3 separate regions of the Homo sapiens genome follow, and regions 2 and 3 are each linked to region 1. A link is a loop called in an ENCODE intact Hi-C map of the cell type or tissue named here. Cell type or tissue: PC-3. All regions are shown on one strand.

Region 1 (5,000 bases):
ATAATTTGTTGAACAGCTTATATAAAAGCCTTCTTAATGTACTTTTTTAAAAATAAAACTTTTACAATTTGGGATTCATGGGGAATAAAATAAGTAAACTGGGTACATAGAAGTAAAACTAAATGTGGGCCCGGCATGGTGGCTTATACCTGTAATTCCAGCACTTTAGGAGGCCAAGGGGGGAAGATCACTTGAGGTCAGGAGTTGGAGACCAGCTTGGCCAACATGATGAAACCCTGTCTGTACTAAAAATACAAAAATTAGCCGGTTTTGGTGGTACACCCCTGTAATCCCAGCTACTCGGGAAGCTGAGACAGGAGAATCACTGGAACCAAGAGGAAGAGGTTGCAGTGAGCCAAGATTGCGCCACTGCACTCTGGCCAGGGCAAAAGAGCAAGACTCCCATCTCAAAAATAAAAATGGAAAAATAGAACTAAATGTGGGTTAGGGCAAGTGTAACACCACTGCTGGGGAAGAGGAAAGAAGACACATTATTTATCCTGCTCGTGATAAGGAATAGGTGAAACCATCTTCAAACAGAAAAGAGTACCCCATTCAAGCAATGATTATATGCCCAGGTTTAGCCTAGTTTTCAAAACTCCAGGACTCAATTATGATTTCCCTTTATGAAGGGAAATTGTTACAACTCTTTGGATTACCATTTAGAATTGTCAACTATGTTTATAATCCTTTACTAATATTCTGGTTCATCCAGGGTTCAGGAAAAGAAAATAAAAACTGAAGCTCAGGAGAACTGGACAAGAGCTGAAGTGCAGAGAGTGAATCATCAGCATTTTCTCCTGAAGACAGGACAGTGAGGATACCAGGACACAGCCCTCCACTTTGACTTTTTCATTTTGTTTTTCTCTTAGGTTTTCACTGGGGTGTTGGTTATAGAAGCCCCTTCACTTTTCTCTACCTCCTAGTCATCCATAGGGTAGTGAGCACGGAATCTGAGAACGTTCTGTTCTCAAAACATTAGAGGGAAGATTCTCTCTGTTAGTTGTTCCAGCAGCCGGACTTGCATCATCAATCAGTTGAGCAAGTCTGATTTTCTTTCTCAAGGGCAGTAGAACAGCTCCAGCCCTAGAGGGCTTTTAAGGGAAGTTCTTGATGTCTCTTCCCTGCATGTCCATCAGGTGTTAACAGGTCCTTGAGCCTGAAAAATGGCCTCCTACCAGGGCACTGAATGCTCAGTGGAAATTTTCTTCCCCTGACATTGTCGAGGCCTCAGGGACTATGTTGATTTGGGGAAAGATGATGGTTGGCAGAGAGGGACTTAGGGAACAAACCACAGAGCAACAAAACAAAAACATGAAAGACAACACACTAGTTACTTTGTGACTTTAGGTTTGCAGAACAAAGATTAGATAATTCAAGCAAGGCCTGGAAACAAGAGCAGCTAGAGAAGGTTGAGGAGTTTATTCACAGTGGAACTCCGGAGGGGGATATCTGTTGTGGGGGTTGGGGCAGACCAACACAATTTTTGTTACTTTCTTTTTAGACAGAGTGGAAAATTCCAATAACCTGATTGTTAATCATGTAATTGCCAGAATCCACTTAGGTGTATCTTTATTTTTTTAATATCCTTTTCTCATTTCCATATTTTGCTTTGGATATCCAGCAGACAGTGTTTTGCTGCACTTTGCACTGACATCACGCAGAATTTAAAAAAATTAGCTAACTGATTATAAGTGTAAGATATAGATAAATTACCAAACTGTTTTTCAGTATGTTTTGCTTATTAAATTTTAAGTAATGGAAGGAGGTTTTTCACATGTATCAAAATTAAATTAATGGTGTTAAAGTATCTGTAAAATAGATTGAAACTAATGTTTTAATTGCCGATTGTGTTTCTAAATATAGTATCTCTGATAAGGCATGATAACTTTCTTGTAACACACAGTAAGCTGCTTTATGTGGTAGTGCACATCAGGGAAATTTTTAGAGATTAAACGTTTCTTCTTAACACTTTTGTTAGGGACACACCGAACTTATTGTTCATTCTGGGCTTTGAAGAGCTAAGATTTTATTGATAAGCTGACAGAATGAACCCCTGAGTGGTTACATGGGACATCAACTGATTATTTTATTTTTTGATATTTTGTAAGGAAAACATCATAAACTGATATAGTTGGATTTTTGCAGAGTAGTTGAGAATGCTCTGCATCTGTTTGTGGGCCCACTGGGCTTAAAGGTATCTTAGAATAGAAGCTTGATATGAGGAGACTGGAGCATTAAGGTTTTCCTTCTGGATGAAACATTAAAGATTCGAATCTGTGTTTGACCCATATATTTCATTGATAAAAGAAGATGAGCCCAAGAAATGAATGCAGAGTTACTGAAGCATGAAAACATTATAGTGTTTTAAAGCTGTTTTCAAATCCAACCTTTAGTAGTTTAAACCATGTGGATGCTTTATTTTTATCTGCAAGCCAGGAAATAAAAGGGTATTGACTGAGGTCTCTTGGTCTTATTTTGGGGTGACTGACCTCTTTTTCTTAAAGGGGCCTGTTTTTTGTTTTTTAATTTCTAAGTAATGTCACCAGTAAAGAGTTAAGCGGATCTGACTGGCTTCACTCTGGCTTATATGATGGTGAGTAATGTGATGTTGGTAACAGCAAATTGTTGTTTATAAGCAAACATGGCATTGTGCAAACAAGCAGGCTTGGTCTCCAACCGGTTTGATTTCATGGTGGTCAGCAGCTGATCTATGTAACATACAACCTTTCTGCCTCTCTAAATGTCAGAATGACTGTTTGTTTATCTTGCCTTCTTCCCAGCTGTTTACTCTGTAATGCATTTACCTCGACCTTGATTCTCAAAGAGTGGCCTCTTTCTCCTCCCCAGTTCTGTTTACGTTAGCCCTGCCCCTGCTGTCACCTATGAAATCTGTTGATTATTCCACCTGGTTAATGTTAAATTGCTCTTGTAAGATGATGTGTTTGTTCATAAACACAAATGCTGGGCCCCTTGTTTACTGTACCCATGGCAGCAATCGTTATTAAACAGATATTGCTTTGTTTGCGGGTGTGAGCAGCAGTTTATCCTGCAAGGTCTGTTTAACAGACACACACACACACACACACACACACAAACTTAAATGCTAGAATTTTGATAAAGAAAGAAAAAGGGGAACTTGTCCCTGGAATGTGGTTGAAACAGACTTAGGTTTGCTTTTCTTATCTTTTGCTTGGATGAAGGGGCTGGTGAGATTAGCAAGTTGTTTGGTTTTTCTAAGAGATTTCCTTAGTGTAATGATATCTATGCAGTTGTTTGCTTTTTTCTGAAGGGAGAGAGCTCTCCTGAAAGGCCACTAGCTCAGTAATAGAGCATCAGATGGCTAGAAATTTCTTTGTGGAACAAACAAGGACTTAGAAGGTGTAGGAGAAAAAGTCTAGTACTATGAACAAGGCAGTCACCATTGAAAGGTACAATCCTTGGATTTTGTGTTACTGTGTCTATCTTGCGTGTTGTCCTGTAGGCTTGATATGATCCTGTTGGATGCATGTACTCTTTGTCAAGTTTGAGAAGGGAGGATTAACTTTTACTTTGATGTGTTCTGAATAAATCCCCCCTGCCATAAATGAAGATATTTTAACTGGGAAGAAACTACACAGTTAATATGCATAATGTATTTTTAAAAGCCAGTGTTTTTACTCTTACCTGTGGTTCTTACCTGTCCATTTTAAAGTGAGTTTATGCTTTGTATCATTTCTAGTTAAGTAAAGCAAGCATGTGGCTCTTTATCTAGTTTGGTGTGTGCACATGACGCTTGTCCCTTGGACACTGGGAGCCACCTTAGATAAGACCTGAACATTAGCCTGGCCTTTGTCATGTTTTGCAAACAGTAGAGAAAACTCTCAGCTCGCATCATATCATCATTTTTTTTTTAAGTTATTGTTTGTTGCTGTTTCTGAATTTGCCTTGTGTTTCAATATGAGGTATGCTCTCCTAGCATTTGCTGTAAATTACAAAGATACAACACCGACCAGGGTGAGGGTGGAGGCTGGAGGGTCATGACCTGCAGAGGCAAATGGTGGTCTTTTATGTCAGAGAAGCCTTGCTCATCTGTCTGTGAGAGCAAGTTTCAGGGGGGAAAATACATATATGTATATTGGAGTTTTTGAAGGATAAAATTAAATAATTGTTCCTTTTGCACAACGGAGAAATGCAAGCAACAGAATTCTGATGGCCCACATTCACTACATTACCATGATGCTGTGAACATATTGTTCACTTTGGCCACTAGAGCGGTGAGGGGCTTGAGCCAAAGCGGGAGATACGTGAAGTGTGTCATAGATCACGCCAGTCATTAATCTATGTTATGAACCTGGCCTCGTGTACATTAAATGATAGAAAATATAGAAATGAAAAAAAAAAAAGACTTTTCTGAACTGGTTGTTGGTCACTTTATTCCACTGGGCTATTTGTGAGAATTCAGCTGTTTGAATGTTCAAATGATTAAAGTTCCGTGGGCTTTGTTAGTTCTCAAACTTAAAATCTATTTTGTTCTGTAAAAATGCATTTTAATTACGCTCCCCAGAACACCTGGCCCCATCATGCCTGACCTTCAGAGGCTTCCTTGTGGCAAAGCAAACAGCCTAGCACTGGATTGGCAAAGCTCCTTTTCAGTCTCTATTTAATTATTTGAGCTCCTCAGGATTAATATGCGAGGGAGTGGGTATGCATTCTGCTTTGTACTTGTTTCCTAGAGCGGCTTCTTTCTAACTTCCCTCGTTTGCCCACAGTTGCTATGATTACGGCACTTAAACTCTTGTCTATTAGGAAAGAAGCGAACCAAGACCCACCAGAGCTGAAAAGCTAAAAAATATAAATTGAGACATCTGTAATTTTTGGAGCGGGGTCAACTTGTTATCTGTGCTCATTGGTGTCTTATAAAGATTACGTTATCCAAGAAAGTTTGATGAAGACAGTTCTGAAGAATAAGACATTTACAGTTGCTCTGAACAACTTTACTGCCTTGGCATTGGAATGCA
Region 2 (5,000 bases), 120 kb after region 1:
ACTTGTTCTTTCACTTCTGTATTATCACATTACATACTGCACTTATGAAAAACGGGGCAAATGTTTTCTAACAGCCATCGTGACAACTCTGTTACAAACAGGGAGGTACTGTTTAGTTGAAAAACATGGGAATATCCAAGAAAAATGTGAAAGAAGCTTAGAAAATGAAATTTCTTGAAAATAGGAATCGAGAGATTTGTTTTATGATGGGAGCAAGGTTGAAGAAAGTAAGGAATTGATTCCCCATTAGAGATTGCAAACTGATGGCCCGCAGGCTAGATACTGTTTTGTTTATGCACACAACATTTAACCTTTTTTTGGTTCGAACTTTTTGAAGGCTTTCTTTTTCTTTGCAAAGATTTAAAAAATCTGGAGATTTCCCATGAAAATCTCATTTTCTGTCATCTCCTAAAAAAGAAAAAAATCAGAAGTTCAAGCAATATACATAGCACCAGTTATCTGGAGCAGAGAAATGCTGCCCATTCCCACTTTGCCATGGACTTCAACTCATTTCAGTAGCCTGCCTGTCTGCTGTCTATCCCTCTTCTAAGTGGCTCAAGGTTTCATGAACAGATTCACCTCAGAGTCTCAAAGGCAACAGCACGCTATAGTGGCCCAGCTAGAGCCCAGGCATTTTGGAATTCTTGATTTCTTTGTATCTTTGTACCCTGATTATAGACTGATGTCTTTTTAAACTGGCTGCCTTGTGAAAATTAGAGTTCCTCTTTCTTAACTAGGACTGTGGGTAGTAGTGATCCCCATGTGGCAAGGATGGGGCAGGGAAGAGTGTTCCTGCAGGAAGAAAGTGTGTGCAAGCCAGATGACATGCAACTGCCCTCATGATCAGATTTGGATAACTCTGTTATTTACTCCAAACCTTAGTGTCTTACAGTTTAAACATTTATTCTTTTACACACTTTCTGTGAGTCAGAGATAGGGGAGTGGCTTAGCTGGGTGGTTCAGGCTCATAGCATCTCATGAGATTGCAGTCAAAATGTGAGGCTGGGGCATGATTGGGGCTAGGGGAGCCGCTTCCAAGATGGCTCGCTCACATGGCTGTCAGCAGGAGGCCTCAAGTTCTCAGGCTGTGGACCTCTCCATAGTGTGACTTCAGTGCCCTTGTGATGTGGCAGCTGGCTTTTCCCAGAGTGATCCAAGTTGTGACCTAGCCTTGGAAATCACATACCATTACTTCTGCCATATTTATTGGTCACAGAGACCGGCCCTGACATGGTGTTGGAAGGTACTATCCAAGGCATGAATACCAAATGGTGAGAATCTTTGGGGCTTGTTTCGGAGGTTGGGTGCCACTGATTCCAACCTCCTCATTAGCCCTATTTAGAATCAGAGTAAGAGCAAGTCAGTGTAATTGTTTATAAAGTGTCATATCCTTCAGCTATGTTGGATGGAAGAAAGGTCAAAATGTGACCTGAGCACTGGTGTACTCTTGGCGTAAGGTCATTGGCCAAAGTATTATTCACTTCACTAAAAGATTTGCCTGTACTAATAAGAAAGAGAGATTGACAAAAGAGATGAACTGCACTAAGGTATTTGGTGAGTTCGATTTCTTTCTCAAATTATGCAAATTTCCTCCAGCGTTTCCCCCTAAACAATGGGAAGTTGCATATTCTCAAAGCTGTAAGACCTTCAAAGATAATCTCAGAGTGATTTTAAGGCAAAATAAGTAGTTTAATATTTATATCTAACTGCATCTCTGGTGTCTCAGAAGTCTTTGACATCATTGGAATGACTTTGTTAGTACCTTTCCCATAAATAGTTAGCTAGACAGGTGAAAGTTCAAGAAAAATAATGAGATCCTTTACGCAACTCAAATAGACTGTTCATGAGATTCCCTGTTCAACAAACATCTGACAAATTATTGGGTGGTTGTGTTGACCTAGACACCTAGAGTGAGGCACCTAGAGTGAGCAGCAGAGAAAGCAGCCGGGAGATTACATTCTTATGGGACATTAAACTGGTAAGCCAAAAAAAAAAAAACAAAAAACAAAACAATGTATCACCACATGTTGTGTGACGATGAAATCTGTAAGAAAACAAAGTAGATTAAGATAAACACCGTGGTGATGACAGTCCCATGTTTGACTGGCTGGCCAGGGAAGGACTCTGAGGAAATGGTCTTTGAGTAGAGACCTTGACTGAGTGAGGGACTGAGTCTTGCGTCTATCTAGGGAAGAAAGTTTCAGGTTCGGGGAAGAGCAAGTTTAAGAGCCCCCAATCAGAAACAAGCTTGGTTGCTCTTTCGCAATTTCCAGAGACTCCATCTATTCCCCAGCATCTTGGTTCTCACCACTGCACTGCTTATGGTTGACCGTCAGCTTTGCTTTTTTGACCATAGTCTTACAGCCCTGGCTTAGCCTTCTCTGAAAACATACATTTGCACACTAAGCCAGATTCACATGGGAGGTACATTATGCCGTGGCCTAGTCTAGTGTGTATTTCCCCTTTCTCTCCCCACAAAGATTTTACAAAACTTATACATGCAAACAGGTATTTTTGTTTGTTTCACATGAGTCGCTTTTGCATAATATAACAAGCCCATGATTTCACATGTACAGTAATTCATAGAAAGTGATAGTCATCTTGCTTAGACACCTTAGTTCTCAAATCTAGCCTGCTAAATATAGTACCTTCTCAGACCCATATAAGGTGTCATAAAAAAAGAAAAAATAAAGGTCAAAGTTTCCCCACCCACAAATTTGGTTATAAAAACAGCAAAGCAGGGTTTTTCTGAACTTGAATCAGTAAATTTTTAATTTAAATAGTATCCTGTTTTGACAAAGTGCTAAACCACAGAGGTCTGAGAAAGACACTCTTAAGCCTTTGTCAATACCAGCTGGCATCTCTCAACAGGAAACCTTGGATGACTTTTGTTGTCATTTTGTGATGCACTGACAAGGAATGCGTGCCCTTATTTGTTGCATCAAGGAAATGGTCAGAGTACCTCTGATGCGGCTCGATGCCGTTTACATCAATATGTTGCATAATCCTTTGCCAGACAAAACCGGTATTTTGTTGTCGTTGTTTGATCAATTAACATTGGATTTCTGGCTTTGCTAAGTGCACCTCCAGAGCAAGACACAAAATGATGTCACATGAGTTCTGTTCTCTGACCCACCCAACAAAGAACTGAGCTAACCTGCAACCCTTTTCCTGCCTTGGTCTTTTGATCTCATCAGTTGTGCAGCTCACCTCTTCAGGGCCTGCACAGCTCTTGAATGGTGTGGACTGTCCCGAGGAAATCCAAGGTACTATAAGAGCTCTTTGTTGGAATTCAGTCCCTAGCCCTCTCTTTATCTCACTTTGTTTCATGTTGAATAGTAAGTTGCATTTTACTGTTATGGTGACTGCATTTTTCTTATGGGGCCTTCAGGGTAAACAGCCGTTAGTTTCCATCTGTGAACACACATGTAGCTTGTGTTTGGGTAGGGTGCCTGGTGCTTCCAAAGTCATTATTTTCTCTGTAATGTTTGTTCTCCATGGTTGTGCATAGATAGATTCTATGCCCCAGTGCAGGACGAAGAGGTAGCCTGTAATTCCAGCTGAATGTGTTGCAGTTGAAAGTGGGACGGGAGTGGAAGCAAGTGATGGATCAAGCAAATCGCTTTTAATTTTACATAAATTGGTTTTCTGCTTTCCTCTGGGGCAGAAGTTTGCTGCTCAGGGTCATGTTAAATGTCGCTGATGATTTGGAAGAGAGGCATTCCTGGAAAATATCCGGTGAGACAGAACTTGGGATTTCAGTCCCTGCCTCTCATTGACAGACTTGGGGAAATTAGAGATGGAGTCTCTAGCCTGGGATGGGAGCCGTTATCTCTGGACCAGCTAGAGACACTGGAGATTAGAAAAGGCAACAGCAATTTTAGATTCCCGAAGAATAAAATTATCATGACATTTATCAAATGTGCTCCCTTTCCCCCCGGTACATTGCATAATAATGATGTTTGTATATGTTGTTGTCACATAAGCAAGAACGAGAGAAGATCCCCTTTCATGGGATGCTCACAGATTTCCTTAATATGAAATTAACTAGCAGTCCTAGATAAGTAAGCTAGAACTGTAATGGGCACAGTCTGAAAGAGGGCAGAGCTTTCTTTTTGCCCCTTGGCCAAGGACAAAACATGGGCAAGGCCAGTTGTCAACATGAGACACTGGTTTCAGGTTTGCAGCTACAAAGAATACAGTTGTGATGGATTTCAATCCGATATTTGCAGTTCCAATGCTAGAATTTTCAGCCATGTCATCCTGAGTCTCTTTAGGCTTTAGAAACAAAGGATTCATGTTTGAATCGTGACCTGCCACCATGACCTTGGGCAAAATAGAAAACTTTGTTTCTTTGTCTATAAAATGGCCGTAAATGTGCGGTGGCTCACGCCTGTAATCCTAGCACTTTGGGAGGCCAAGGCGGGCAGATCACGAGGTCAAGAGATCAAGGCCATCCTGGCCAACATGGTGAAATCCTGTCTCTACTAAAAATACAAAAAATAGCTGGGTGTGGTGGCACCCGCCTGTGGTCCCAGCTACTCAGGAGGCTGAGGCAGGAGAATCGCTTGAACCCAGGAGGCGGAGGTTGCAGTGAGCCAAGATCACACCACTGCACTCCAGTCTGGCAACACAGTGAGACTCCATGTAAAAAAAAAAAAAAGGCCATAAATGATACCCACCATACAAGAACCAAATGAAAACTTGGACATAAAGCACCCAGCTAGAGACACACAGCATGTGACATACGCTTAACGAAAGGTGCTAATAATGTTATTAGAATTTCACTGGATTGTTGTTGATGATTCTAATATAATATTCCTTAATAGTAAAAAGCTGAAGCCATAGGAGCCCAGTAATCTTCACCTGGAATTTCACAGTAACAGGAAAATAAATGAAACTTTGGGATACTAAATATTAATGGGGTGAAGTAAAAAAAGCTAAGTGGGGCCTGGCGTAGTAGCTCACACCTGTGATGTGAGGCACTTTGGGAGGCCAAG
Region 3 (5,000 bases), 98 kb after region 1:
AGTGCCATCTTTGGAAAGGTGTGTGGCTAGCCAGTATTCCTGTTCTTAATTCTTTGGCAGTGAATGTCTTCATGGCGGTTTATTGATGACATTGTTTTTTTCTTTTTTTACTTGACCTTTTATTTTATTTTATTTTATTTTATTTTATTTTATTTTATTTTATTTTGAGATGGAAGCTTATTCTGTTACCCAGGCTGAAGCACAGTGGTGCGATCTCGACTTACCCTAACCTCTGCCTCCCAGGTGCAAGCGATTCTCCTGCCTCAGCCTCCCAAGAAGCTGGGATTATAGGCATCTGCCACCACACCCAGCTAATTTTTGTATTTTTAGTAGAGACAGGGTTTCACCATGTTGGCCAGGCTGTTCTCGAACTCCTGACCTCGGTCTCCCAAGGTGCTGGGATTACAGGCGTGAGCCACAACGCCCAGCCTGCTTGAACTTTTAAAAAGATTTGTCAGTCATATGTTAAACATTTTAGAGGACTCTTCTGTTTTCTTCCTGCTTTATCTCCAATTCATACTACCTCCCCAATGTCTACCTTTAAGGAGAAACCATCCCATATTGTAAGCTTGAAAGGGTCATTTATAATAAACGTAACCAGTTTTGTTCACAGATACATAATGTGCCTCTTTAAGATGACTAGAGATCAGATTTGCCAAATTTTCCTCTCTGATTTCTATCAAGGTCATCCTAGGTATGTCTCATCTGTTTAATCTTCCTTTCTACGTAGCCTAATCCATAGTATATTTTTTTTTGTGGTCCACCACTTAGTTCTTTTTCTTTATTTGGACTCAGATGGGGTGAAAGTATTACTTTCAACTTGAGTCGCTACATTTCCCCAAGAAGAATTTGGGGAGGGTGAAGGTGACCCTGAAAAGGGCCCTGTAGTGTCTCCCAAGTTTTCGTCTTTGCTTGGGTCCCTCCTGGTCTCTCTGTCATCTTTGTTCAGAGTCTCAATCACTCATGGTCTTAAATTTCATGTCAGATCTTTAGTAGGAATAAAATGTCTGCTTAGATGCCTGTGGAACCGTGGATGAAACTGGCCGAGTCAAAGGGAACGTAAACAAATTCTGGAAAGTTTTCCAACTAAGACTGGTGGGAAGTTTCATTTGCTGTTTCATTTGCCAGGAAATAGGAAAGTCAGGACCCAGTCCCAAAGCGCACTTCCTGGAATCCTTTTTTATGAAGAGTCCCCTGAACCTGTGTAGTAACGCAAAGGATTTTCTTGTTTTTCCTTCCAGGCACTTCAGGTGGCAAGACAGCTCCTTCTTCAGCAGCAACAGCAGCAGCAAGTTAGTGGATTAAAATCTCCCAAGAGGAATGACAAACAACCAGCTCTTCAGGTAACAATTCTTTTTCTTTTTAAATTGACATTATACCCTTTGGGATAAGTGACAAGCAGTTCAGGAGTGGATTGTGTTGAGCATTGCAAATCATGTAAGAAAATCTTCTGTGGAAAGTGCATTTTTGGTTTACCAGCAAGTTGTAACATTTTGGGGAAAATGTGTATTTGACCAAAAGTTTTATTGTCAGGAGTAAGATCTGCTGATTAGTGAATATAATAGAAGGATAAGGAGTTGTAAGTGTTGAGTTGCTAATAGGCAGTGTAGGTTACCAATGAGAAAAGTTCATAGTACTCAGAATTGTCACCACATTCTCTTATGTTGGGTCTAGAAATGGCATAAACACACACAGACACACACCTTACTTTAGTGTAGTCATCCTCAATTGGGAAGATTTTGGCGACCCCCCCACCCCCCCACCCACCACCAGGAGACAATGGGCAATGTCTAGAGACGTTTTTCGTTGCCACAACTAGCAGGGCAGAGGTGTTGCTGGCATCCAGTAAGTACAGGCCAGGGATGTTGCCAAACATCCTGCAATGCACAGGACACGACACACCGTGATTCATCCCAGAATGTCAATAGCATCAAGAACTATGACTCGGCCTGAGGAGGATGTGGTACTTTTAACATTATGGCTTGTAATGATTATAATATATACCCAATTCTTCAGTGGATATGTTCAGAATGTTTCTAGGTCAATAATTTTTAAATGGCAAGAAATTTTTATGTAAAGATACAAAAATGGTTGTTCTAGCAACTTCTGATTTCAGGCACATTGAAGGCAAGGGCTTAATGGAGTAGAAGAATGAGTAAGTTTATAAAAATCTAATTTGGGGCCAGGCATGGTGGCTCACGCCTGTAATCCCAGCACTTTGGGAAGCTGAGGCAGGCGGATCACTTGAGGTCAGGAGTTCGAGACGAGGCTGGCCAACCTGGTGAAACTCCATCTCTACCAAAAAATACAAAAGTTAGCCAAGCTTGGTGGCGGGTGCCTGTAATCCCAGCTACTAGGGAGGCTGAGGCAGGAGAATCGCTTGAACCCGGGAGGTGGAGGTTGCAGTGAGCCAAGCTCGCACCACTGTGCTCCAGCCTGGGCGACAAGAGTGAAACTCCATCTCAAAAAACAACAAAAAAAATCTAATTTGGGTTTTTGACTCAAAGTAGAAAATTGTAATAGAAGTTTCAAAGAGACTTGAATCAGGGTCTTCATGCTCACGTTTAAGAGAGGGCACTTGGCACCCGGGTCCTAAGTGGTTCAGACTACTTTCATAGCTGAAGGTGGGCATCCTTGTCACAGGAGGGGACAGAATCTATAAGCGGTAGCTGATAGGTATATAACTTGGTGCCAATTAATTGGATAATGAGGTCAACCTAAATTCTAGCTTGTGTTTACTTTTCACAGGTCAGGGTGAACCACAGCCTGTTCCCAGATTATCCCCAAAGATCAAACTGACCTTGACCAACAAGTTCTAGTTCTTCTACATGTACTTGGGAAACTGTCACTTTCCAGAGAGAGTTCAGCACTATAGTGACGCTTTATTGGAAAAGTTGACAATCTGCCTTGTTTACTAACCCTTCTGTAAACACTTATTTGGTAAACCATCACCAGACCATGTGCCTTGGAATGCGTGCGCATGCAGGGGACATTTTTAATGAGGTACAGTGCCATTGAGGGCCCATGTCAGGTGCTATAAGAAGTGCTTTGTTGTGCAGATGTCTTAAGAACAGCTCTGGAGGATGAAATACGACTATGTTGACCTTTCAGCTGTGAGCTTATTTGTCAGGATTCAAATAAGTTGAAAGGATCAAACTGAACAGTTTCCGTAGTCAGACTGGGAATTGTGTTTCAGAGGTCAGCAGCGGAGGCCACATTGCAGATTCCATAACATAGCCAATTGTTGGTACATATTAAAGTACTGGGGCATCTCCTGTGGACAGAGACACAATTAAAATTCTAATTTATTAATGTATACAGGGAGCTAGCCCAGCCTGTCACTCAGTGATTCAAATGATGGTCCATTCTTTTTGCCTCCCTCTTGGAGCTCTTACAGCCTTAAAAATACCCCGAGTCCTCTTGAATTCATCAGGCCTCAAGTGCATTGGGAAAATGAAAATATATTATTGGGGGGGAAATCTTACACATAGTAGAGCTTTGGTTAGAGATAATAAAAAAACACACACATACACAATCTGTCTGATCACACTGCTCTTCAGTATTGAATATCATTTGTGATTTTTTTTATGGTAGAATTATTTTCCCTCATACTTGCTTTTTAAAAACATATGGCATTTTTAGGTAACTTCTTTTCCAAGATGAACGAAGTTCCTTGAGGGCTAAATATAAGAAGTAAAGTTTCAGGGGATTTCCTTTTGAGGGCTCTTTTTCTTCTTGCCTGTTACAGGGTTTTTAGCCACCATGCAGAAGTGGATGATATAGAGGGCTCCGTTTTTCTTGGCAAGGACAGTGTCAAAACCAACCTCACACATTCTGCTGAGCACTTCAGTCTGTATAAAAAGTAGGGGGAGAAGGGGTAATCTTGAACGCTGGTTTTGGTAAAGAAGATGTCTTGAGTTTTTCCCCTACCCCCCAAGTAGAGGAATTGACAAGCAGAGAATTTAGACCAGCTTTAAGATTTGGCCGGGGGAAATAAATCTAAAAGGTTGGTGGACTGGTGTGTGTGTGTGTGTATCACAGACGATTGCTGAAGGACCCCTCAGCTGCCTGATAGGGTCATGCACATTCAGTAAGCTTTATTAGGTTGGCTGGCCTTCCACAAACAGAGGAGAAATTACTATCCTAGGTCACATGGTATATTACCTCATTATAAAAATATGCATATAGACTGGTGATTCACAGAAGGAATAACCTTCATATTTAAATATATCTTGCCATACTGCATCCTTGCTGAGGCGTCTCCGCCGGAGTGGCTCTGAAATGAAAGGGAAATCCTACAGCAAATCTTAACAGTGCTCATCTCTGATCTTCTCACCCTTCATAACTACACTGAGAGACCGATTTTAGCAAATTTCAGATCTTCTGCATAGAGGAAGGCTTGACAGGGAAGAAGGATTTGATCTGCTGATAGCTTGAGGGAAAAAAAAAAACCCCCAAATCCCCAAATATACTGTGACTCATATTTTAAGCATATCTCACACTTCCCTGCTTTATGTTTGGCAGCGCTCTCTGGTTTCACAGGCTGATGATACAAACAAAAGAAAATGGAAAGTTAGAGGAGGCTATAAGTGGTTACTCGATAGAGATCATAAAATATAGTCAAACATCACCAATTTGGTCTAATTTCAGGGAGATGAGAGTAAATAAGAGAGAAATGGCACTCTTTGCAGATCCACATACTGAACCAAATCTGAGCTGGTCACATTCTTGGGTGATGTGGTTTATTAATGAAGGCATTAATCGGGTATAGATATTGCTTCTGAAGTTCTTGAGAAATATTCTACTTAGTAACCAAAATTATCTTTTTACTTAGTCTGTTCATTTGCTTCGCAAATTTTTTTATGAATGATACAAATGAAAATTGAAAATTGGCCCCATCATAAATTCAGAATCAGAATGATCTGAATTAATTAAGTGCAAGTTGGTGAACATTTCCAAAGCAGGCTGGGCATGGTGCTGGTGTTCATGGGATACAGAAC

The links. Hi-C counts contacts between places; a loop is a spot of excess contacts. Peaks named below come from ENCODE experiments on the same cell type or tissue, not always from the same donor. Only the 100,000 strongest peaks of a DNase experiment are listed, where the experiment ranks them.
Region 2: it touches region 1 in a loop (2.8-fold over the local background); 2 of 110 quality-filtered maps call a loop at or near these places.
Region 3: a loop joins it to region 1, with 2.7 times the contacts of the local background. A loop is called at or near these places in 3 of 110 quality-filtered maps.

What each region holds. Positions count from the first base shown.
Region 1 is chr3:71,206,633-71,211,632 of GRCh38, reverse strand. The region is part of intron 5 of FOXP1 (forkhead box P1); the gene reads left to right. Among named protein-coding and RNA genes, the nearest start is that of FOXP1-AS1, 81 kb to the left of the region's middle. RefSeq lists an enhancer at 917-1,462. In PC-3, no CTCF peak of the experiment used is centred here; a DNase peak (open chromatin) is centred at 2,682; H3K27ac peaks cover 2,292 bases.
Region 2 is chr3:71,085,399-71,090,398 of GRCh38, reverse strand. All of the region lies in intron 7 of FOXP1 (forkhead box P1), which reads left to right. LOC124906247 (a long non-coding RNA gene) reads right to left here. Exons shown (of 2, transcript XR_007095956.1): 2 at 1,684-5,000. Among named protein-coding and RNA genes, the nearest start is that of FOXP1-AS1, 200 kb to the left of the region's middle. RefSeq lists an enhancer at 2,456-2,555. In PC-3, no CTCF peak of the experiment used is centred here; a DNase peak (open chromatin) is centred at 2,908; H3K27ac peaks cover 1,841 bases.
Region 3 is chr3:71,108,879-71,113,878 of GRCh38, reverse strand. FOXP1 (forkhead box P1) reads left to right here. Exons shown (of 21, transcript NM_001349338.3): 7 at 1,242-1,343. Among named protein-coding and RNA genes, the nearest start is that of FOXP1-AS1, 180 kb to the left of the region's middle. In PC-3, no CTCF peak of the experiment used is centred here; DNase peaks (open chromatin) are centred at 1,898, 4,128 and 4,488; H3K4me3 peaks cover 1,263 bases; H3K27ac peaks cover 3,775 bases.